Regions from separate parts of the Homo sapiens genome. Here regions 1, 2, 3, 4 and 5 are each linked to region 6. The links are chromatin contacts, found by Hi-C or POLR2A ChIA-PET in ENCODE. All regions are on one chromosome and are shown on one strand. The core of a region is the stretch at or near the end of the contact, and the rest is flanking DNA. Distances in the headings are between cores, read along the strand shown. Region 1 holds the start of CNP (2'',3''-cyclic nucleotide 3'' phosphodiesterase). Region 2 holds the start of KRT33B (keratin 33B). Region 3 holds the start of DHX58 (DExH-box helicase 58). Region 4 holds the start of KRTAP16-1 (keratin associated protein 16-1). Region 5 holds the start of KRT33A (keratin 33A). Region 6 has its middle 23 kb from the start of EIF1.

The links. Hi-C counts contacts between places; a loop is a spot of excess contacts on that map. ChIA-PET counts read pairs that join two places held with the same protein, here RNA polymerase II (POLR2A). Pooled maps may share reads with other maps.
Region 1: a loop to region 6 is called in a pooled map, with 4 times the contacts of the local background. The contact joins the promoter of CNP here to the enhancer-like site in region 6. A Hi-C loop is called at or near these places in 2 of 50 pooled maps. POLR2A ChIA-PET finds 5 or more read pairs at or near these places in 2 of 52 experiments (activated CD4-positive, alpha-beta T cell and activated CD4-positive, alpha-beta memory T cell).
Region 2: a map of Panc1 shows a loop between it and region 6 (3-fold over the local background). The contact joins the promoter of KRT33B here to the enhancer-like site in region 6. A Hi-C loop is called at or near these places in 1 of 168 maps with a recorded cell type or tissue (Panc1). POLR2A ChIA-PET finds 5 or more read pairs at or near these places in 2 of 52 experiments (A549 and H1).
Region 3: a pooled map shows a loop between it and region 6 (3-fold over the local background). The contact joins the promoter of DHX58 here to the enhancer-like site in region 6. A Hi-C loop is called at or near these places in 1 of 50 pooled maps. POLR2A ChIA-PET finds 5 or more read pairs at or near these places in 5 of 52 experiments (A549, GM12878, MCF 10A and 2 more).
Region 4: a loop to region 6 is called in a pooled map, with 5 times the contacts of the local background. The contact joins the promoter of KRTAP16-1 here to the enhancer-like site in region 6. A Hi-C loop is called at or near these places in 5 of 50 pooled maps. POLR2A ChIA-PET finds 5 or more read pairs at or near these places in 5 of 52 experiments (CD4-positive, alpha-beta T cell, PC-9, WTC11 and 2 more).
Region 5: a loop to region 6 is called in a map with no recorded cell type, with 2.4 times the contacts of the local background. The contact joins the promoter of KRT33A here to the enhancer-like site in region 6. A Hi-C loop is called at or near these places in 4 of 168 maps with a recorded cell type or tissue (CD8-positive, alpha-beta T cell, IMR-90 and naive thymus-derived CD4-positive, alpha-beta T cell), 18 of 37 single-sample maps with no recorded cell type and 13 of 50 pooled maps. POLR2A ChIA-PET finds 5 or more read pairs at or near these places in 1 of 52 experiments (activated CD4-positive, alpha-beta T cell).

What each region holds. Positions count from the first base shown.
Region 1 is chr17:41,965,401-41,968,814 of GRCh38, reverse strand. It overlaps CNP (2'',3''-cyclic nucleotide 3'' phosphodiesterase), which reads right to left and starts at 2,020. Exons shown (of 4, transcript NM_033133.5): 1 at 1,928-2,020; 2 at 75-747. The coding sequence starts at 1,930. ODAD4 (outer dynein arm docking complex subunit 4) reads right to left here. Exons shown (of 12, transcript NM_031421.5): 12 at 2,312-3,414. The coding sequence ends at 3,332. RefSeq lists enhancers at 1-430, 431-988, 989-1,546, 2,648-2,747 and silencers at 1,518-1,707, 1,838-2,277.
Region 2 is chr17:41,367,506-41,371,112 of GRCh38, reverse strand. It overlaps KRT33B (keratin 33B), which reads left to right and starts at 1,300. Exons shown (of 7, transcript NM_002279.5): 1 at 1,300-1,710; 2 at 3,123-3,205. The coding sequence starts at 1,363.
Region 3 is chr17:42,110,410-42,113,985 of GRCh38, reverse strand. DHX58 (DExH-box helicase 58) reads left to right here and starts at 1,272. Exons shown (of 14, transcript NM_024119.3): 1 at 1,272-1,381; 2 at 1,781-1,873; 3 at 2,093-2,261; 4 at 2,489-2,690; 5 at 3,073-3,263. The coding sequence starts at 2,094. It overlaps KAT2A (lysine acetyltransferase 2A), which reads left to right. Exons shown (of 18, transcript NM_021078.3): 18 at 144-875. The coding sequence ends at 337. RefSeq lists enhancers at 905-1,424, 1,665-1,764.
Region 4 is chr17:41,307,990-41,311,459 of GRCh38, reverse strand. It overlaps KRTAP16-1 (keratin associated protein 16-1), which reads left to right and starts at 2,151. Exons shown (of 1, transcript NM_001146182.2): 1 at 2,151-3,470. The coding sequence starts at 2,207.
Region 5 is chr17:41,348,805-41,352,079 of GRCh38, reverse strand. It overlaps KRT33A (keratin 33A), which reads left to right and starts at 1,252. Exons shown (of 7, transcript NM_004138.4): 1 at 1,252-1,660; 2 at 2,652-2,734. The coding sequence starts at 1,313. LOC105371778 (a long non-coding RNA gene) reads right to left here and starts at 583. Exons shown (of 2, transcript XR_001753056.1): 1 at 477-583.
Region 6 is chr17:41,664,215-41,667,603 of GRCh38, reverse strand. No RefSeq gene overlaps it. Among named protein-coding and RNA genes, the nearest start is that of EIF1, 23 kb to the left of the region's middle. RefSeq lists enhancers at 114-343, 1,214-1,343, 1,764-1,853, 1,374-1,891, 1,892-2,411 and a silencer at 1,404-1,643. Within about 2 kb of position 1,568, at least 39 of the 41 ENCODE cell types and tissues checked have a DNase peak (open chromatin) inside an H3K27ac peak, as active enhancers do; they include CD4-positive, alpha-beta T cell, CD8-positive, alpha-beta T cell, GM12878 and 3 more, where a contact is called at or near this core.

The sequences.
Region 1 (3,414 bases), core at 771-3,270, 300 kb before region 6:
ACAATGATGGTCCTTTGCCCGCAGCACCCTGTGCCCAGCAAGGTGGGCTTATAAGGCCCCAACCTGCCACCTACATTGTCGCAGCTCCTTCTTGAAGGCCTTGTGGTTCCCCAGCTCTTCCAGGAAGACCTGGCCGGCTTTGCGGAGGGTCTCAGAGCTCTTCTTGGTCAGGAACCAGCCGAAGTAGAGCGGCAGGAAGTCCTTCTCCAGCCCAGGCTTCAGCTTCTTCAGGTCATCAGCCGACAGCTGCCACTGGTTCTTCTCCTTGAGCTGGGCACAGTCCAGCCGCCACGCCGTCTTGGGCTCCACCAGCACCACCTGGTACTGGTACTGGTCGGCCATTTCAAAGAGCTGCTCCAGCCGTTCCCGTTCGTGGTTGGTGTCATCAAGCACAAGAATTCTGATGTCCCGGCGGCGGCAGTAGGCAGCCAGGTCCTCATCGAGCCGCTTGTACTCCTCGGAGAAGGCTCCTCGAGCGCCGGGGGTGATCTTGTAAGCGTCAGCCGACACCATCTTGGTGCCATCACGGTACTTGTCCACGATGACCCGTGCCAGCGTGGACTTGCCGCTTCCTGGCAGGCCGCGCAAGATGAAGAGCGTCTTGCACTCTAGCAGCGTGGCCACTGTGTCCTCATCCTGAAGGAAGGGAAACTGCAGCTCAGGCTTGTCCTTGGCCCCTGAGGATGACATCTTGCGGAAGAAGATCTTGGGCAGGAATGTGTGGCTTTTTCGGGAGAAGCCTCTGTTCTGTGTAAGGAGGGGAAGAGATGTCAGCCCAGGTCATTCGCGGGCTCCCCGCCGGCCTTACCCCTAGTCCCTAGACTGGTTGTGGGTGCCTTCCCAAGCGGGGCAGTGCTGGACCTTCTTTCCCTTTCGGTCCGGGAGCACCTTTCCGCTTCTGGTCGTGGAGGAGGAAGAGGGAAGCTTGTCTGAAGCTCTCCTAAGCGTGCGCTTTCCCCATTCCTGCCACTTCGGAAAGGTAAACGTGCTGGAGGCATGCGGGGCGCGCCAGGAGCCTGCGGTTCTGGGACTGGCCTCACTCTTATATGCTTGGCACCTACTAAGGACGTCCTCTTTGGAGGTGGGGGTCTCTGTGTCTGGGCCAAGCCACAGCTGCCACGGCTGAGTGCACAGAGAAGGGGGGGAGTGGAGAAGGGTTACCCCAAGACTGCCTCCCTTCCCCCAACAATGGCCGCAACAGATAATACTCTCTTGTCTGGCATGCGGGTACAATGGTCCCACAGAAGGGCTGGTGGGGGGCAGGGCAGGAGAGCACTGGACAAAGGCCCTCTTTCACCAAGCCTGCCACCTCCTCCTCTACCCTCTCCCGGCCCCCACAAAGTCGTGGTCTTTGTGCCTGTCCAGAACAGGGCAGCACAGGGCACCTGCAATTAGGATCCAGCTCTACCCGCCGCTGTGCTGTGTGTCAGAAGCGCCTCTCGGAGCCACTTGTTTTCCTATCTTCTAGAAGCCACAAGGGACGGCAGCTTTTACCGTAAAGGGTCCCCTCCTCTGAACTGGCTCCACCTCCCGCCCGCACCCGGGCGCGGGGCAGCGGTTCCGCGTGATGAGACTGGGCCCGGGGAGGGGGCGCCGAAGCGGCTGCCCCAGCGCGGGCCTGCGTGGGGTCGGGAGCAGCTCCCGGGCTCCCGGCCCAGGCCCACCCAGGCTCCCAGAGGCGCAGCAGCTTCTGCGGTCCCGAGTTCCCTCCTGAGAAACACCACCGTTTCCCTTTACAGCGGCCTCTCCGGCACCCCAAAACCCCTCCGCTTCTCCCAGACCTCAGGGCCGCCCTGAGTACCAAGAAAACTGGAAGTCGAACCCGGAGCCCCGGGTCCTCGTTTGCAAGACGCTTCCTCCCGAGGGGCCCCGACACTCGTTTCCCGCCCTGGTGCTACCCCGTGCCCGGCCCCGCCCGGCCTCTCACCATGATGAGGAGGGGCGCCACCGTCGCCGCCTCTGCCGGCACCAGCGCTCCGGGGCCGCCCGCCTGCGCGGAGGGACACGGGAGTCCAGCGGTGGCACGACCCGAGCCCGGCCGCTTTACATAGCCCGGGGGGCGGAGCGGGCACCCGGGCGGGCTGGGGGCGGGCCGTCTCCTCTGCGCGCAGGCGCTGCGAACCAAAACCCGAAACTCTCGCCGCGCGCGGGAACCTCGGCCCGGTCCCGCCCCCTGCGCGCGCCTGCTCCCCACGCGCACCCACCCACTGCGCCTGCGAGCTGAGCGGCCACTAGCTTTTTCTGCGTGTTGAGGGGTAACTCAGTCACCCTCCCCGGTCCCGTGGATTAGCAGGAAGTGAGTGAGGCAGGGTCGTGCAAAGTCGGATCCTGTCTTTAATTTTTGATATTTTATTCATCATGGACTTTTGCATTAATTAAAAACTTTTTTTTTTACCACATTGGATTAAAATATTATCATGCAATTTGCTGGCATTCCGGTAAACTCTGCATCTGAAATGCCTCACTGGCCTCATTCGTCCAGGCCCTGTGCCAGCCGAAAGTCAGTCTCAGCCCCGACCTTTCCTTCTAGGAGCTGTGGAGACAGACCAGGATGGCAATGGCCAAAGGGACAGATGAGTAACGGAGTGAAATCCTAACATCCTCTGAGGCCAGATCCTCAGCTGCCACCTCCTCTGTGAAACCACTGAGAGCTCCGTTGGATTTTTGAGTTTCCTGTCCAAGTGCTGTGCTAAGCACTCAGTCCTCGCAGCAACCCCTGAGGCAGGTATCCCATTGTTCAGAGGAGAAGCCAGCTTGGAGAGCCTGATTTACCTGATTATGCCACCCAGAGGTGTCAGAGGCGGAGTCTGTCTGCCCTCCCGACTCCCAGGCCACTCCCCTATCTTTGGCCTCACTCCCAGCATTCGCTTGGTTCTGGCTTGCGGCATTCTCCTACCTGTGACAGCTGGGGCCGCCCCACCACTGTTCCATCCATAAAGCCTCCCCGCTGTCCTGCGCACTGGAGGGACTCAGTCAGTCACCGGTGTGTGGGAAGCACCTCTCCTCCCAGGCCTTCCCCTCTCCTCCCTGTGACTTCTTGTTCCCTGTAGCGCCCGTATCTTCACCCTCCTGAAACCCTTTCTTCTTGGCACCTTTCTCATTTCTTCCACGATGCTCTTCCAAGAATGGGCAGGGGTGAAGAGGCAAAGTGACAGACTCAGGGTTTGCAAGAGTGAAAGACACCTATTTAATGGCAAAATAGTGATGGAAAGCAGCAGAAGTAAAACCCTCATTTTTCCTATAACAGACAAATCGCTTGAAAATCCAGTTTAATAAAATCCCATGATCCCTCTGAACACCAGCTTCCTGATCCTCATCTCTACCGATGGCTTCATTCATATTCCTTTTCCATCTCATTTCCTGTTTTTTTCGTTTCTCCTATTTCTCCAAATTGTGTTTTTCCCAGTTCTTCTG
Region 2 (3,607 bases), core at 51-2,550, 300 kb after region 6:
TTTCATAGTTCCATCTGGAATGCATGAGAGTAGAGCATCTGCTTGCCAAAATGTGCCAATGGTCATAAAATGCCACTTCATGCACATGACATAGTGGTGGATTTTCAGGGTCATATCCTTTGGAGAGCTAGGCTTGGGTATTTCTCCCTCAGATCAACCAAGGGTTTCCTTTTTTTTTTTTTTTCAAGCTTCTAGTGGGTATGAGGCATTTTCACTTAGTAAACTTCCTTCCTTCAGCATAGAAGTGACTTTTGGTTCTTTAATAAGTAAAAAACAGGCTTGTTATTTTTTGGCCCATTCTAATTTAGGATATTGTCAGCACTGATTGAGCTCAATGGAGCTCAATCTGTATTTTTTGCATTATTGCATCTCAGTACTGAAAAGATTGGAAGAGAGAGACATGTAATATGACAGAGTGTGGACATTGGAATTAGAGAGATCTGTATTTGAACCCTGGCTCCATCATGTAGGAGCTCTGTGACCTTGGGAGACCTCTCAGAGGCTTAGGGTCCTTATCTACAAACCCTTGCAGCATTTTGAGAGGACTGAAGGAGCTGGTGCATATGAGGTGCCTGGCACTGTGCCTGGTGCACAGTGGAGGCTCAGCAAGCAGGACCCATCACCAATGACAGAGTCACGCTGTGCACAGGCATGGAGCACAGTGCTTCATGCAGAGTAGGTGCTCCCAAAATTTAGGTTTCTTAATGTTCTGTGAACACTGAATACTAGTAGAAACGGAGGTGGGTGGCTTCCTGCAGCCCCATAGGAAGAGGGTAGAGTTGCCTCCATCTGCCTGGATGGAACTGCAAATGGGCCTTGAACCAATGGCCTTGTAAGTCCTTTCTCATTTCAGCTTCCAGGATTCCCTATCACATAGTCTAGTTTCTAGACGGGTTTCCTTACATGGCTTTTCTCACAGAGTCTTAATTGAATATGAACTGGATGAGACACAAGCCTTTCCTCATTTAGGAGAAAGAGGCACATATGTGCCCCCTACTCTGGGGACAGGGCCCAGCTGTCACTCTAGCTCAATGTCCCATGGATAAGCACTGCTACAGGCAAGGTTGGTCACTTTGAAGCCAAACCATGAAGCTCTTACTTAACCAATCAGCATGTTTTGTGAGGAGTCCTGACTTAGCAAGAAGCCAGAGTAAAACATTTAATGAGGTATAGGACTCAGGTGAAGTGGCTAAATAACAAATGGAAAAATCAGCAAAGGAGGTAAAAAGGAGGAATACTTGACATGGTTGCCACACCCACTGCTAACAGAATATAAAGCCCTGGAAAGGACCAAGGCTTATCCCAGGGAAAAGGAATCAGGTTTTGAAACTGACTTCCAGAGCTCCACTGCCTCCCTGCACCATGCCCTACAACTTCTGCCTGCCCAGCCTGAGCTGCCGCACCAGCTGCTCCTCCCGGCCCTGTGTGCCCCCCAGCTGCCACGGCTACACCCTGCCCGGGGCCTGCAACATCCCTGCCAATGTGAGCAACTGCAACTGGTTCTGCGAGGGCTCCTTCAATGGCAGCGAGAAGGAGACTATGCAGTTCCTGAACGACCGCCTGGCCAGCTACCTGGAGAAGGTGCGTCAGCTGGAGCGGGACAACGCGGAGCTGGAGAACCTCATCCGGGAGCGGTCTCAGCAGCAGGAGCCCTTGCTGTGCCCCAGCTACCAGTCCTACTTCAAGACCATTGAGGAGCTCCAGCAGAAGGTGAGGAGGTGGGCACCACACTGCCAGCTTAATGAACTACTTATCTATATTTGACATACTAAACTGTGAATGGATCTAAGTCTGTTCACAGTAATGCTGAGAATGATAAAGACATAGATTCACTGGCTTAGGTATGACATCAAGTAGTCTTAGAAAATCTGTTGTAGAGCCACAAAGGAAGGATGCAGGCTGGTGTTAGAGTGAAGCATTAGACCAAAATCAGTCATAGCAATCTTATATGGCGTCTTACTCCAAACCAGAATATCTGATTTTTTGGTTTGATTATGATACCCTGGTTTTGTTTTCAGAGCATTACCGCATTTTCAAAAAGTATGCACCTGAATTATTTTCTATGCTAAGAATTTCCTAAGTAAATCTTCAAATATTTAAAGCCTTTCAAAGCTGTAGCAAAATATAGCATTTATGGCAACACAAGAGAGCTGTTGACTCCAGCAATATCTACAGACACATGGACCATCCTCTAGAGCAGCCATGTGTACAGATGACAATATGGGGCCATCTGTTCTGGAAGAGAAGTAGATATAAGTAAAGAGTCCACAGAGAATTGGGACTGAATACCTGGTGTAGGTTTGGGAGGGATCCCAGAAGAGGCAATGTCTGAGTGGGGTTTGAAGGATGAGTGGGAGTTTATATCCAATTGTACAAGCCCTTGATTCTGGGAGGGAATTGACTGCCCACTGTTCTGTAGATCTGGAAAATTAGATGCCAGAAAGGGGTTGTGCTATTTGAATATCATTCATTTATTTACCCAGAGTTGGAGAGTGTTAGGCACAGTGCTGGGGTGGGGGATAATGTACTGAGTAAGACAGTCTCCTTCCTTCAGGAGCTCACAGTCTAACAGGGGAGATAGATGTGGAAACAAAATGATCACACAAAGGTCATAAGAAGTGTTATTGATTAAGTATGTGGGTTACACAAGGGGTCTTGCTAGTGGGTGAGGGCATTCTGGGTACAGCAAGAAGCTTTTTGCAAAGGCATGAACAAGGGCAATATGAGGGGAGAGTGGAGAGAAGTTAGCAGGTGGAATGTGTTGGATAACCAAGTTGTTCTGGCTTGCCTGGGATTTTTCCCATTTTAGCATCCCAGAAACCCCTCAGTCCTAAGTTAACTGGGATGGTTGGTCACCCAACCGAAGGGTTGGATACCCAGTAACCTAATTATTGCAGGAAGCCAGAAGCAGATAAGAATAGAATTCATGATGAATTCACATTGGTTGTCCTGGTTTTGAAATGATCAGTTTTATGATCAAATCCTCCTTTTATCTCAGAGCTGAAAATCTGAAAGGACTCAAAGCTATTTGGGAGGAATGTGGCTGAAAGAAAATAGCATTTCACTTTAAGGCACAAGGCATTTCTTAGTATAACCCATTTCATGATTAATCCTATCCCCAGATCCTGTGCAGCAAGTCTGAGAATGCCAGGCTGGTGGTGCAGATCGACAATGCCAAGCTGGCTGCAGATGACTTCAGAACCAAGTAAGATTTTCCTAACCATCAGAGCAGTCTAGTAACGGACAGGCTGAATTACAAAGTGATGAGCTCCCTATCCTGGAATGTGGAAGCAGAAATTTCTATTGGGAGGATTCTTGCATTGGGTTAGGATTAGGTTAAATGTCAAAGCCTCTTCAATAGGTGCTCAGATTCTGTGTTTTAAGTTTTTTTTTTTAATTTTTTTATTTTGAGATGGAGTCTCCCTCTCTCATCCAGGCTGGAGTGCAGTGATGCAATCTTGGCTCACTGCAACCTCCGCCTCCCGGATTCAAGTGATTTTCCTGCCTCAGCCTTCCTCGTAGCTGGGATTACAGGCATGCGCCAGCAGGCCCAGCTAATTTTTATATTTTTAGTGGAGACCGGGTTTTACCATGTTGGTCAGGCTGG
Region 3 (3,576 bases), core at 23-2,522, 450 kb before region 6:
TTCCATCCCCTTCCCTCCTCTTCTGTCCCCACACCTGCTCCTGCCCTCACTGCGCCCTGCAGCCCCAGGGGGCCCACCCTGGTGGACAGCCCTGCCGTGGTCTTCAGCCTCTTAAAGCTGTGCTCCGTCTCCTGCTGCCCCAGACCTGAAGACCATGACTGAGCGGCTGCGAAGCCGCTACTACGTGACCCGGAAGCTCTTTGTGGCCGACCTGCAGCGGGTCATCGCCAACTGTCGCGAGTACAACCCCCCGGACAGCGAGTACTGCCGCTGTGCCAGCGCCCTGGAGAAGTTCTTCTACTTCAAGCTCAAGGAGGGAGGCCTCATTGACAAGTAGGCCCATCTTTGGGCCGCAGCCCTGACCTGGAATGTCTCCACCTCGGATTCTGATCTGATCCTTAGGGGGTGCCCTGGCCCCACGGACCCGACTCAGCTTGAGACACTCCAGCCAAGGGTCCTCCGGACCCGATCCTGCAGCTCTTTCTGGACCTTCAGGCACCCCCAAGCGTGCAGCTCTGTCCCAGCCTTCACTGTGTGTGAGAGGTCTCCTGGGTTGGGGCCCAGCCCCTCTAGAGTAGCTGGTGGCCAGGGATGAACCTTGCCCAGCCGTGGTGGCCCCCAGGCCTGGTCCCCAAGAGCTTTGGAGGCTTGGATTCCTGGGCCTGGCCCAGGTGGCTGTTTCCCTGAGGACCAGAACTGCTCATTTTAGCTTGAGTGATGGCTTCAGGGGTTGGAAGTTCAGCCCAAACTGAAGGGGGCCATGCCTTGTCCAGCACTGTTCTGTCAGTCTCCCCCAGGGGTGGGGGGTATGGGGACCATTCATTCCCTGGCATTAATCCCTTAGAGGGAATAATAAAGCTTTTTATTTCTCTGTGTGATTGTTTCTTTGGTGTAGTCCCAGCCTTAGCAGGCTCACCTTGGCCCCCAGGGACCTCTTGCAAACTGGAGGCTGCTCTCCCCAGCAAGCCTCAGGCCTGGTCCTGTGCTCCTGGGGTGATGGGTCCTACCTGCCTGCAGCCCCCCACCTCTCCCTCCTCCAGGCTGCTCCTGATCCAGATGCCAGGGCAGCAGGGGTCAGAACCTCCTGCCTTCACCTTAACCTGGGTGGATGTGGTTACAACTGACTGCAGAAGGGCCAGAGCGTAGAGGATCCTGTAGCACTGAAAGAGTGCTTCCCTGTTAGCACACGTGGTTCTTTTTCTTGGGGCAGGGATAGGAGATTCGTAAGTCGGCTCAGCTGGCTCCTCCCCTCAGTTTCAGTTTCCATTTCTGATTTCTGCTCTCTGCGCTGAGCACAGCGGCACCAGGCTGAGCTAAGCAGGGCCGCCTTGGGCAGGCCTACGTGGTGGTGCAGGCGAGACCCAGGCTGGGCAAGGCGCAGGTGTAGCCTGTGTTACTCCCACCCCCCCCCACCCCCACCTTTTGGCCACAGCAGGCTTCTGATGAGTTTTGAGGGTGTCCCCCCCCCCACCTCCCTCAAGTGGGGTGGAGTCCTGGGCAAAGGGAGGTCTCTGTACCGACTGCTCTGGCCAGGAGTTGGGATGAGTGGAGGGCCCAGTGGGTCTGAGTCCCCTGCCATTCCCAGAATGGAGCTGTGGCCCTACCAATGGGAGGTGATCATGCCTGCCAGGGCGCTGGCGCAGCAGCAGTACTTAACCGGAGTTTGTACTCACGGCAGTTGGCGATGACTGTTAGCACAAACGGTTCTTTTCTCTTGGTTCTTTTTCCTGGGGCGGGGATGGGAGATTCCTAAGTCGGCTCAGCTGGCTCCTTCCCTCAGTTTCAGTTTCCATCTTGGGTCTCTGAGCTGAGCAGAGTGGCACCAGGCTGAGTTAAGTGGGACTGCCCTGGGCAGACCTACCTACTAGAGCAGGTGAGTCCTGGGCTGGGCAGGGGGCAGGTGTAGCCTGTGTTACTCCCGCCTCCCCCTTTTGGGCAGAGCAGGGTCCTGATGGGTTCTGAGGGAGTCCTGCCCCACCTCCCTCAAGTGGGGTGGAGTCCTGGGCAAAGGGAGGTCTCTGTACTGACTGGTCTGGCCAGGAGTTGGGAGGGGTGGAGGAGTCGGTGGGTCTGAGTCCCCTGCCATTCCCAGAATGGAGCTTCGGTCCTACCAATGGGAGGTGATCATGCCTGCCCTGGAGGGCAAGAATATCATCATCTGGCTGCCCACGGGTGCCGGGAAGACCCGGGCGGCTGCTTATGTGGCCAAGCGGCACCTAGAGACTGTGGATGGAGCCAAGGTGGTTGTATTGGTCAACAGGGTGAGTGGTCTGTCCCTACCCCGCTCTCCCACCACCAAGCAGGGTCTTAGCTCTTCAGGCATCTCCCAGTCCCCACCAGAACTCCAAAGCTGCTGTGGCCATCGCTAAGCTCACCTGTCTTTCCACCCTGGCTCAGTACCCAGCCATGTCCTGCGGGTCACCTTACCGCCTCCCTACCCCTGGCCCCAGATTCAGCTCTCTTTTCCCAGCTCATTCTCCACCCCCAGGTGCACCTGGTGACCCAGCATGGTGAAGAGTTCAGGCGCATGCTGGATGGACGCTGGACCGTGACAACCCTGAGTGGGGACATGGGACCACGTGCTGGCTTTGGCCACCTGGCCCGGTGCCATGACCTGCTCATCTGCACAGCAGAGCTTCTGCAGATGGCACTGACCAGCCCCGAGGAGGAGGAGCACGTGGAGCTCACTGGTGAGGGCCATGGCCGGGAGGAAAAAGATACGCATCTGGGGTACCTCCTTTCGCCAACCCCAGGGCACCTCCTGGAGTCAAGGTGTTGGGAGTTTTAGTGGGAGTGAGGGGTTGCCTGTTCACAAAACCCCTGCAGGCACTCTAGTAGAAACAGGCCGGGCTATCGTGTAGGATCTTAGGCCAGTCCCTTCCCCAGCTGAGCCTCGGTTTACTAATCTGTGAAATGGAAAGAAGTCTTCCCTGCCTGGCTCCTCATCCTGGGACCAGCTGCAGGTTGTGAAGGGAAGAAGGAATTCTTACATCATTGTGGGGACTACTTGAAAGCTGATGGGAGGAAGGGCTTTGCAAACATAGGTCACAGCCTTCCCCCCTGTGCCCTCAGTCTTCTCCCTGATCGTGGTGGATGAGTGCCACCACACGCACAAGGACACCGTCTACAACGTCATCATGAGCCAGTACCTAGAACTTAAACTCCAGAGGGCACAGCCGCTACCCCAGGTGCTGGGTCTCACAGCCTCCCCAGGCACTGGCGGGGCCTCCAAACTCGATGGGGCCATCAACCACGTCCTGCAGGTCAGCCTGGCCCCTGTGGGCCTCCCACTGCCAGACCCACCAGGGACTTCCCTCCCTCCCTGCCTGCCCTGCCACTACCCCGTCCCCACCAGCCCTACCAGGCTCTCCATGGCAGGGTCTGGCCCCTTCCTCACCTAAGACCCAGCCTCCAATGGTTTCTTATGGTACAAAGAATTAACTCCCGACTCTACTGTGGTTTACAAAGTTCCACGTGATCTACCTCTCCACCTCATTTCCTGCGCCCTCCCTGTTGTAGCTCATCCTACAGTTACACTGGCCTGCCTTCTGCATGTTGAACATGTAGGGCTTGTTC
Region 4 (3,470 bases), core at 902-3,401, 360 kb after region 6:
TGCCCAGCCTCCAAAAACCATGTCAATATCTCTCCTGGGTGCCTCCAAAGTGAGGGCCTCGGGGAGCTGTCACAGTCAGGCAGTGACCTCTCAGCACTCACAGGAAGCATGGCCACCTCTACCATGTCTGGCAGATGCTGTTCTAGGAAATGCCTCTCCATACCAGCTATCTCTCTCTGCTGCATCCACCCCCTGCATCCCTCTTTCACAACACTTGCATTCTGTACCATACTTGCTTATAGATGTGTCTATCTCTCTTCTAAACTTGGGCTCCTTGTGGCCAGAATTACAACTCACTCTTTTTGTATCTATCACACAGAACCCAGTGTTGGCTGAGTTGAGTGCATAAATAAAAGAGAAACTGAGTCAATGATTGCATGAATTAATAAATGAAGGGAGGGATGAATGGATGGCACAATGGATGGCAGAATGGCTCAGCTTTTCCAAGCGAGAGCCTGCCTTTTGTGTTGATGAAAACACATGGTGGAGGCAAACTAGGCCCTTCACTGAGCAAGATGTTAAGTCCTGGAATTCAGAAACCTAGGATTCATTTCTCCCTTCATCTGTCTCAAGAGTAGCAAAGACGAGTCTTTTGTTCACAAAGTCTTTGAGAGACACACCTGAGAAGTCTCTTGTTTTTACTATTTACCCTTTGGGTCTTGGAGATTTTTTTTTTTTAAAGGAACTGTCAAAATCATTAAAAGCAAGGAAGACCCTGGAGGTCTAATGAATGCTTGAGGAAGAGCAGAAAGGCTGGGTCACATGATTTCCAGGAACAGGTCAAGCCAATGTTCTATGTTCATGGGATAGCATGGAGGACAGCGGTGGGCTAAGCTGGCGATATGTGACTTTGATGAAGTCTTCTGAGAAAGGTAGGTCTAGACAGGTTGGTGAGAAGGAGGGACAGCCGCCTTAGATCAGGGACAGACTGTGTGTGATCTTTAGCAAGTGACTGAAACTTTCTGACCCTCTGCCCCCATTTCTTCATTTCTTTCTCTTTCTTTCTTTCTTTTCTTTCTTTCTTTCTTTCTTTCTTTCTTTCTTTCTTTCCTTCTTTCTTTCTTTCTTTCCTTTCTTTCTTTCTTTCTTTCTTTCTTTCTTTCTTTCTTTCTTTCTTCTTTTCTTTCTTCTTTCTTTCTTTTCTTTCTTTATTTCCTTCTTTCTTCCTTCCTTCCTTCTTTCCTTCTTTCCTTCCTTCATTCCTTCCTTCCTTCTTTCCTTCCTTCCTTCCTTTTTTTTCTTTTTCTTTTTTTGACAGAGTCTTCCTCTGTCACCCAGGCAGGAGTGCAGTGGCTTGATCTTGGCTCACTGCAACCTCCACCTCCCAGGTTCAAGTGATTCTCCTGCCTTAGCCTCCCAAGCATTTGGGATTACAGGTGTGTGCCACCATGCCTGGCTATTTTTTATATTTTTAGTGGAGATGGGTTTTTGCCATGTTGGCCAATCTGGTCTCGAACTTCTGACTTCAGGTGATCTGCCTGCCTCAGCCTCCCAAAGTGCTGGGATTACAGGCGTGAGCCATGGTTCCTGGACCATTTATTCATTTCTAATGGTGGAGAAAAATCTCTGCCTCATGAGATTGCTGGTGGTTTTAAGCAAGATCATTGCTGTAAGGTGCAGTCATTTAAAATCCAGCCCAGTTGTTCTTTTCCCAACTGAGTTCATCACCTCTCCTCTCAATTAATCTCTGTATGTCTATTGTTGAACTTATTATTGTATTGCAGTGAGTTTGTCTGCATGCTTATCTGCCCACTAGAAGGCGAGATCCAAGAGAATGGGTGAATAGGTCTTATTCCTGTGGCATCCTCTGAATCCAACCCAGGGCCCTGTATGGAAGACTAGAAGGTGGATAAATCATAAGTTTCATTCTTCTTTCCCTGTTCACAATGCTCAGAAATATAGATTATCCAGTTTGGAGGTGAGGATGCTTCTTCCAAGACTACCTGTAGCTCTGAGGATTCCAAATTTAGCACATCAATAAATAAACACCTTCTTTACGGGTAGATAAACAGCTTCCAGATCAACAAACGGTGGTATAATAAGATGTTCCTCTGCAAACTGGCCCAAACAACAATGAGGAAAAGATGCAGGAGTCCCAAACAGAACACGCCAGTGAGGGGGTATAAAAGTGAGGGCCTCAGGGAGCTGTCACAGTGAGGCAGCAACCTCTCAGCACTCAGCACAAGGAAGCACGGCCACCTCCACCATGTCTGGCAGTTGCTCTTCTAGGAAATGCTTCTCCGTGCCAGCCACCTCTCTCTGCTCCACTGAGGTGAGCTGTGGAGGCCCCATCTGCCTGCCCAGTTCCTGCCAGAGCCAGACATGGCAGCTGGTGACTTGTCAAGACAGCTGTGGATCATCCAGCTGTGGGCCACAGTGCCGTCAGCCCTCCTGTCCTGTGAGTAGCTGTGCCCAACCCCTGTGCTGTGATCCTGTCATTTGTGAGCCTTCTTGCTCCGTGAGCAGCGGCTGCCAACCCGTGTGCTGTGAGGCCACCACCTGTGAGCCTTCTTGCTCTGTGAGCAACTGCTACCAACCTGTGTGCTTCGAGGCCACCATCTGTGAGCCTTCTTGCTCAGTGAGCAACTGCTGCCAACCTGTGTGCTTTGAGGCCACCGTTTGTGAGCCTTCTTGTTCCGTGAGCAGCTGTGCTCAACCTGTGTGCTGTGAGCCTGCTATTTGTGAGCCTTCTTGCTCCGTGAGCAGCTGCTGCCAGCCTGTAGGCTCTGAAGCCACTTCCTGCCAACCAGTCCTCTGTGTGCCCACTTCCTGCCAGCCTGTCCTCTGCAAATCCAGCTGCTGCCAGCCAGTTGTCTGTGAGCCCAGCTGCTGTTCAGCTGTCTGCACCCTGCCTAGTTCCTGCCAACCTGTGGTCTGTGAGCCTTCCTGCTGTCAGCCGGTGTGCCCGACACCTACCTGCTCTGTGACCAGTAGCTGCCAGGCTGTCTGCTGTGACCCCAGCCCTTGTGAGCCAAGTTGCTCAGAGTCTAGCATCTGCCAGCCAGCTACGTGTGTGGCTCTGGTCTGTGAGCCAGTTTGCCTCCGCCCTGTCTGCTGTGTTCAGAGCTCGTGCGAGCCACCTTCTGTCCCCAGCACTTGCCAAGAGCCTTCTTGTTGTGTCTCCAGTATCTGCCAACCCATCTGCTCTGAGCCCAGCCCCTGCTCACCAGCTGTCTGTGTGTCCAGTCCATGCCAACCTACTTGCTATGTAGTCAAGCGCTGTCCTTCTGTCTGCCCTGAGCCAGTTTCCTGCCCATCTACCTCCTGCCGACCTCTTTCCTGCAGTCCAGGGTCTTCTGCATCTGCCATCTGCCGACCAACTTGTCCTAGGACTTTCTACATACCCAGTTCCAGCAAACGGCCTTGCAGTGCTACGATTTCCTACCGCCCGGTCTCCCGTCCGATCTGCCGCCCAATCTGCTCTGGACTCCTCACCTATAGGCAGCCATACATGACATCCATCTCCTACC
Region 5 (3,275 bases), core at 3-2,502, 320 kb after region 6:
TATCCCAGCACAAATCCATTCATCCATTCCTAAGAGCCTCCAATCCTGGAGCTGCTCGCCCTCCCCAGTGTGTAAACCACTCAGTTATCACTTGTCAACTTCTGCCTCAGATTATTATTTCCTGTTCATCCCTTCATCACTCTACCCACACCCATTCAACAGTGCCTACCAGGTGCCTAGAGCTGGGGATTCAAAGACAAACTAGACCCTGCCCTTGCCTTCAGGGACCTCAAATAGAGACAGAGAGACAAGCACATAAGTCATGACAGTGTCATGCTCAAGGTAAAAAGAGAGCTTGGAGAGGAGAAAGGGACGGCCTGTCTGAAGAAGGGAAGGAAGTAAGCCATTTATATTTAAGCCAAGTGTTGTGATGAAAAGAAAAGTGATCTGCTTTGGAATCCTAGGTCCACAACTTATTATCCTCACCCTCTATGCCTTGGTGTTCTCATCTATAAAATGGGAATTATACAGTTTACCTTTAAGAGTTCTGGTGAGGAATAATGGACATCTAAGTTCTGCATGTTTGAGGATCATGTTTGTAAAAAGGATCTAGTTTGTGAAAAGTGTCCACACTACCTTGGGCTTGTGCAGTTTCTTAACAAGTAAGAACTTCTTCTGACCATAGCATTGAGTCCTATTTTCCACCCCTCCCAGTGTCTATTACATCGCCCTGGATGAAATTGTCATAGTGGATATCTATTATTTGGTTGATTGACGTCATCATGGACATGAAAAAAGCCCATCATATCAGGAAACATGGCCATCAGGAACTGTCCCAGAAAGGATCTATTCCTCTTTCTGAGAACCATGAATTTGGAATTTGGCACTTGGAAATGTGACCTAGCAAAAGACACAGGGCAAGAGCTATGCTTTTCCATTTCACCAAGGAGAGCCAGAGCTTGCCAAAGAGTTAGGGGCCTCAAGCCACAAAGCAGAACAGCAATACTGTCTCTTGACCTGCTGCACCCCACTGAAGAAGGCCAGGGCTTTCATGAGTCCAGGTCTTTGAAGTCACACCATGAAGCTCTTACATCATGACACACAGCATGGAAGAGGAGTCCCGACTTAGCGAGAAGCCCAAGTAAAGTATTTTATGAGGGGAGAGACTCTTCTGAAGAAACACAACAAATGGAGGGAAGGGCTTTTGACAATCACCAAATGAGCAAAAAAAAAAAAAAAAAAAAGGGGTTGTCTTACGTGTCCACACCCTCCATGGACGAGGTATAAATGCTCCCTGGAGGAAGGAGACCCACCGCTCTACAACCTGGAGATTTTGGACTCTGTCTTCAGCTGGACACTCCCTCCCTGCACCATGTCTTACAGTTGTGGCCTGCCCAGCCTGAGCTGCCGCACCAGCTGCTCCTCCCGGCCCTGTGTGCCCCCCAGCTGCCACGGCTGCACCCTGCCCGGGGCCTGCAACATCCCCGCCAATGTGAGCAACTGCAACTGGTTCTGTGAGGGCTCCTTCAATGGCAGTGAGAAGGAGACCATGCAGTTCCTGAACGACCGCCTGGCCAGCTACCTGGAGAAGGTGCGTCAGCTGGAGCGGGACAACGCGGAGCTGGAGAACCTCATCCGGGAGCGGTCACAGCAGCAGGAGCCCTTGGTGTGTGCCAGCTACCAGTCCTACTTCAAGACCATTGAGGAGCTCCAGCAGAAGGTGAGGAGTGGGCGACACAGTGCCTCCAGTAGGAAGTTGTCGGGAGAGAATCCGAGTTGTGATTGAGAAACAACGTAAGCTCTTGATGTGAATGAAAAGCTGAAAACTGGCCTTTCCATTTTGTTTTTTGAGGGCCCATCTAATACTAGACTTGGGACTGTTAGGTCTAAATATTTGCATAGTGTTAGTCTATGTGGAGGTAGCAGCACTTTGCATAAATGAGCTGTAATTAAAAACTACCTCTGAATGCTTCCATGCACCTGCCAAGCTCCAGAATTATTACCCTGAGGTGAGAGAAAAGGACTGAGTCCAAAGGAAGCTGGGGAAACGGAATCTTTTGTAAAGACTGGGCCATTTTCTTTCTCCCTCATCTGAGCTTTTTGCCCCTTGGACTGCTGGCTGCCTCTCTCTTCTAGGTTCCTACTTATCCTGATTTCATTGTCCTCACCTTCATGCCTCTGGGCTTCTCCTGGTGCACAGTGTCCAGTGAGAGCCTAAAATGTTTGGCCCAAATTGGGAAGATTGGAAATTACCTAGGACAAAGTAGTCCCAGTTGTCTGGGACATCTGGGAACATGTGGCTTCTTCCCTGATCCAGTCCCCTGCAATTGCTAGTTTACCTATTTGTCTTTTCTGCTTGATTGAAAGTTTCTTGAGGGCAGGATCAAGTGCTTACCAATTTTTGTATCCTCAGCTCCTAGTATCATGCCAGAAACATAGTAGGTGTTTTTCATAAATGTCAACTATTATGATCAGCTTCTCAGTATTGCTCATTAGGATAGAAAAAAGATTATCTACTTATACTTTTTGCATATTTTGGTGTTCTTTTTTTGAATATAATTTTGGAAATATTCATTGAGTACCTGCTGTATATAGAAAGCATTTAATAAGATAGACATCCTGATCCTTCCAAGGAAGTGAATTAGGAAGGACTGCCATTGGTGAAAAATTACCAAGTCCTTGCTCATTCTTGAATGTTTTGGGCCTTCTAGATCCTGTGCAGCAAGTCTGAGAATGCCAGGCTTGTGGTGCAGATCGACAATGCCAAGCTGGCCTCAGATGACTTCAGGACCAAGTGAGTGGGCAAGCGGGGTGTTGCTGTTTATTTCTCTTCTCTGGCAGCCCTCCTTTCCTTTAGCCTGTTGTCAACACAAGTTAAACAAACAGTGACTGAGCTATGTTCTAGCTGCTTTCTCCAAGATTCACAGAGCCACCACACACCGTAGCTCAGAGATCCTTTCCCCAGGCCTTAGACTTCCTTTCCTCCTTCTTCTCCTCTGTGACGTGACACCCCTAGTCGTACTGTGAGTTAGTGTAGACGTGTTGGCCCCCGATGTTCTCCTATGCACAGAACCCATTCATGAGAATGGAGAATGTGGAAGCATATTATTTTGGAAGTCTTACAGTTTGTCAGCTTTTATCCTAAATCCACTGGCTTTCTTCTTTTTTTTAGAGACAGGGCCTTGCTCTGTCACCCAGGCTGGAGGGCAGTGGTGCAATCATAGCTCAGTGTAACTTCAGATCCTCAGACTCCTGGGCTCAAGCAACCCTCTCCCCTTAGCCTCCTGAATAGCTAGGAATATAGAAGTCTATCCACTGGATCTTTAAACGTAAAA
Region 6 (3,389 bases), core at 319-2,818:
GACTTGGGACAAGCTGGATTCCTGAGAATCCGTGTTTCCTGCCCCTGTGCCTTTGCTCAGGCTGGTCTCTCCGCCTGGAGCGCCTTCCTTCATCTCTGTTTGCCCCAGCCCCGCCTGCCCTGTAAGGCCCAGTCTCGACACGGCTTTGCTGCAGGAGGGCTTTCTCGATGTGCTTCGGGGCAGGCTGCCTCCACCTTTTGGAACCTTTTGCACGATCTTCTATTTTGGGCGGTATCTGGCGCCGAGTTGAGTGTTGGATCATGTCATTTGAAGGCCATCCTACCGAACTGTAAGCTCTTTCAGGGCACGGGCTGCGTCTTGTCCCTTTCTATGTCCCTTGTAGCCTCAGCATGGGGCCCGGTTTCACTCAACCCAAGGGTGACCCGGCATTTCAGGTTCAATGCAGAGCGGCCTGACAGGCACACTTCCTGCAATGGCCACAGGATGGCAGCACAGACCGGGTTTCGGCACCTAGGCGCGCCTCCCGCACCCACCGCACTATTCAACGTTTCTCGACCCTAGTGGAGTACCCGGTCCCCTGGAGATGTTGTGCAGGAGGGTCCCCTCTCTAGGGCTGGGGGCTTTAGGGCTGGGGAAGAGGCACCAGGGGCAGAGCCTCTGGACCCCACCTGGAGTCCTGTAGTGAGTGCGTTTCCTCCCCTTCCCAGCGGCCCCTTTTCCAAGAGAGAACTTGCGGAGGGGGGAGGGGGTGGGGGGTGAGGAAGGAGCACTAGGGAGGGAGTCGGCGGGTTTGGGTCCTGGTTCTGTGCTGCGGTCCTGGGCAGGTGTGGTGTGTAACGGGAAAGGGCCTGTCACAAAGCGTGGCAAATGTGCTCGTGGCAGATGCCCACGAACGTTTGTCTCCCTGTCCTCTGGCCTCCACCTCCCCTGCAATTTTCCCAAAGGCAAAATGATGGGTTGGACAAACGATAGGAAATGTAGCCACGTTCGCTGCGCATGGGGCAAGGTGGGGGTGGGGGTGGGGTTTCCGGGGCACCAGATCGCTCTGCTCCCATCTCAAGGCCCCTGCTTCTGGAGGCAGGGTTAGCTCCACGTAGGCAGAGGAAACACCCCGGGTTTCTTAGGATTCTTGCTGTGTGACCTTGGGAAGTCCCCGCACGCCTCTGGCTGCAGCTGCCGCCTGTGAAAGAAGGGGCTGCACTTCCTGGATGGTGGAAGGTTGCTAAGGTAACCACAAAGTGCCCGCTCAGCAGCAGCTGCCGTCATCATCATAGTTATTATTATTAGGGTTTCGTCCTGTGCCAGCATTTGACAATTCTAACCCCACCTGGAGGCCTGCTAAGAGAGCAGGCGAGGGCTGGTGATCATTTAGGGATGCCTAAAATGTTTGCAGGGGGAGCAGGAGAGAGGAAGGACAAAGGATGTTCATGAGGGTCAAAGACCTGGGTTTGGGGCTTCTCGGGGCGAGGGGGTGCGGAGGGAGGGCCCCAGATCGCGCCTTCTCCCTTTAGGTCTGGTCCCGGGGTGGCGGCGCGCGTGCGCAGGAGGAGGCCGTGGGCCCGGCCAGCAGAGGGCGCCGCGAGCACCACGCCCGGGCTTAGCTGTGCGGGGCTCCGCCTTGCTGCGCAGTGGGCAAGCCGGTCTGGCTGCGATGGGGGAGGGCTACGCTGGGGAGCTGCGGGTAAGGGCAGCTGTCACCGTTTTCAGTTGTTGGTCGGTGTCCTGTGTGGCATTGTGGGTTTGCCTGTAACCACCACATGTTCATTCATTTAACTAGCACGATCAAGCACCCACAAGTTTCAGCCACTGCTGGGAGTAAAGAGGGGAACGAGGTGCATGCCCGGAGAACCCGCACCCACCATCCAGGTGACAGAGGTCAGCCCAGGGCTGGGGGAGCTTGGAGGAGGAGCCGCCTACCTGGAGAGAACAGGCGAGGCAGACAGAAGGCAGGAAGCACAGAGAGCCCGCTCGCAGCTTGGCAATGTGGGGAGCTGAACAGAGCAAGAACTGTTTGGGGCCATGCTCTCGAACACTGGCCCAGGGCCGGCGATGTCGAAGCCATGATGAATCCAAGGCTAAACTACAGCAGACACAACGGCTGTCCCTAAGGGGGTTATAATTGCGTGCGTGCGTGCGTGTGTGTGTGTGTGGGTGTGTGTGTGTTGGGGGGGGCGCTGGGGGTGGGAGGCTGGGGCGTGTAGGCAAATACCAGGACTGGAAAAAGTAGAGTCCTAGGATCTCGACCCTCCTAGGCCGGCGGGGGTGTCTTGCTGCCTCCCTGTGAAGGTAGATGGGCTGCATGGGGGAAGGAGGGCCAGGTATGTGAGTGGGGGAGTGGACAGAGGGGTGGGGTAGGAACCAAGGGCAGCAGGGAGTCCAGGTGGGAGCAGTTGGGACGGGGATGGAGCAGACAGTCTGGTGGGAGAGTGAGGGGTGGGGGGGACAGTGGGGAGAGGGTGGCAAAGACTGCTTGAGCCTCTGAGCCTCAGTTAACTCAGAGGAGGTTGGCATAACACAGAGGGCAGTAAGGACAGGGACAATGGGAAAAAAAAAATAAAGTGAAGACCATCTTGGTTCCATTATGAGGAGTAGAGTGCCTGGATCAAGGAGGTGATGATGGTTCCATGTGTCCTGGGTAGGTCAGAGAGCAGGACCTGAGAGCATTAGAACTGGTGGCAGCCTTTCAGGCCATCTTATCTGATTCCTTTCTTTTATATATAGGGAAACTGAGGCTCAGAGAAGGGAAGGAAAGGCTACTCCCCCCAGAACAGAGTTCAGCTCTTAATAGCACTTTTTTTTTTTTTTTTGAGATAGCATCTTGCTCTGTTGCCCTGGCTGGATTGCAGTGGCTCAGTCATGGTTCACTGCAGCCTTGACCTCCTGGGCTCAAGTGATCCTCCTGCATCAGCCTCCTGAGTAGCTGAGCCTACAGATGCATGCCACCATGACCGGCTAATTTTTAATTTTTTTGTAAAGGTGGGCGGTGGGGGCGGTCTCCCTATGTTGCCCAGGCTGGTCTCAAACTCCTAGGCTCTAGCGATCCTACAGCCTCAGTCTCCCAAAGTGCCAGGATTACAGGCTCAAGCTGCCGTGCCCCATCCTGGTGGCACATTTTAAAATGCAGAACACTGACTGATAGGATCTTTTCTGGAAAAGGTCAGCTGGGGATAAACCATGTCATTGTCACCACCTCTGTTATCACCACTGAGTACCTAATGTGTACTAAGCACTTCCCAACACTATCCCTCTTACATGTGCAGCCCTGAAGTCAGAGGAGAAAATGGAAGTTCAGAGAGGTTAAGTAAGAGACAGACAACACAGCCGGTAAGGGCTTGAGCTGGGATTCACATCCAGCGTGCCCTCCTGCCTACCCTGTGTGAGGGCCTCTGCCAGGGAACAGCCAGTGAGGCTGTTATAGGGTGAGGGGC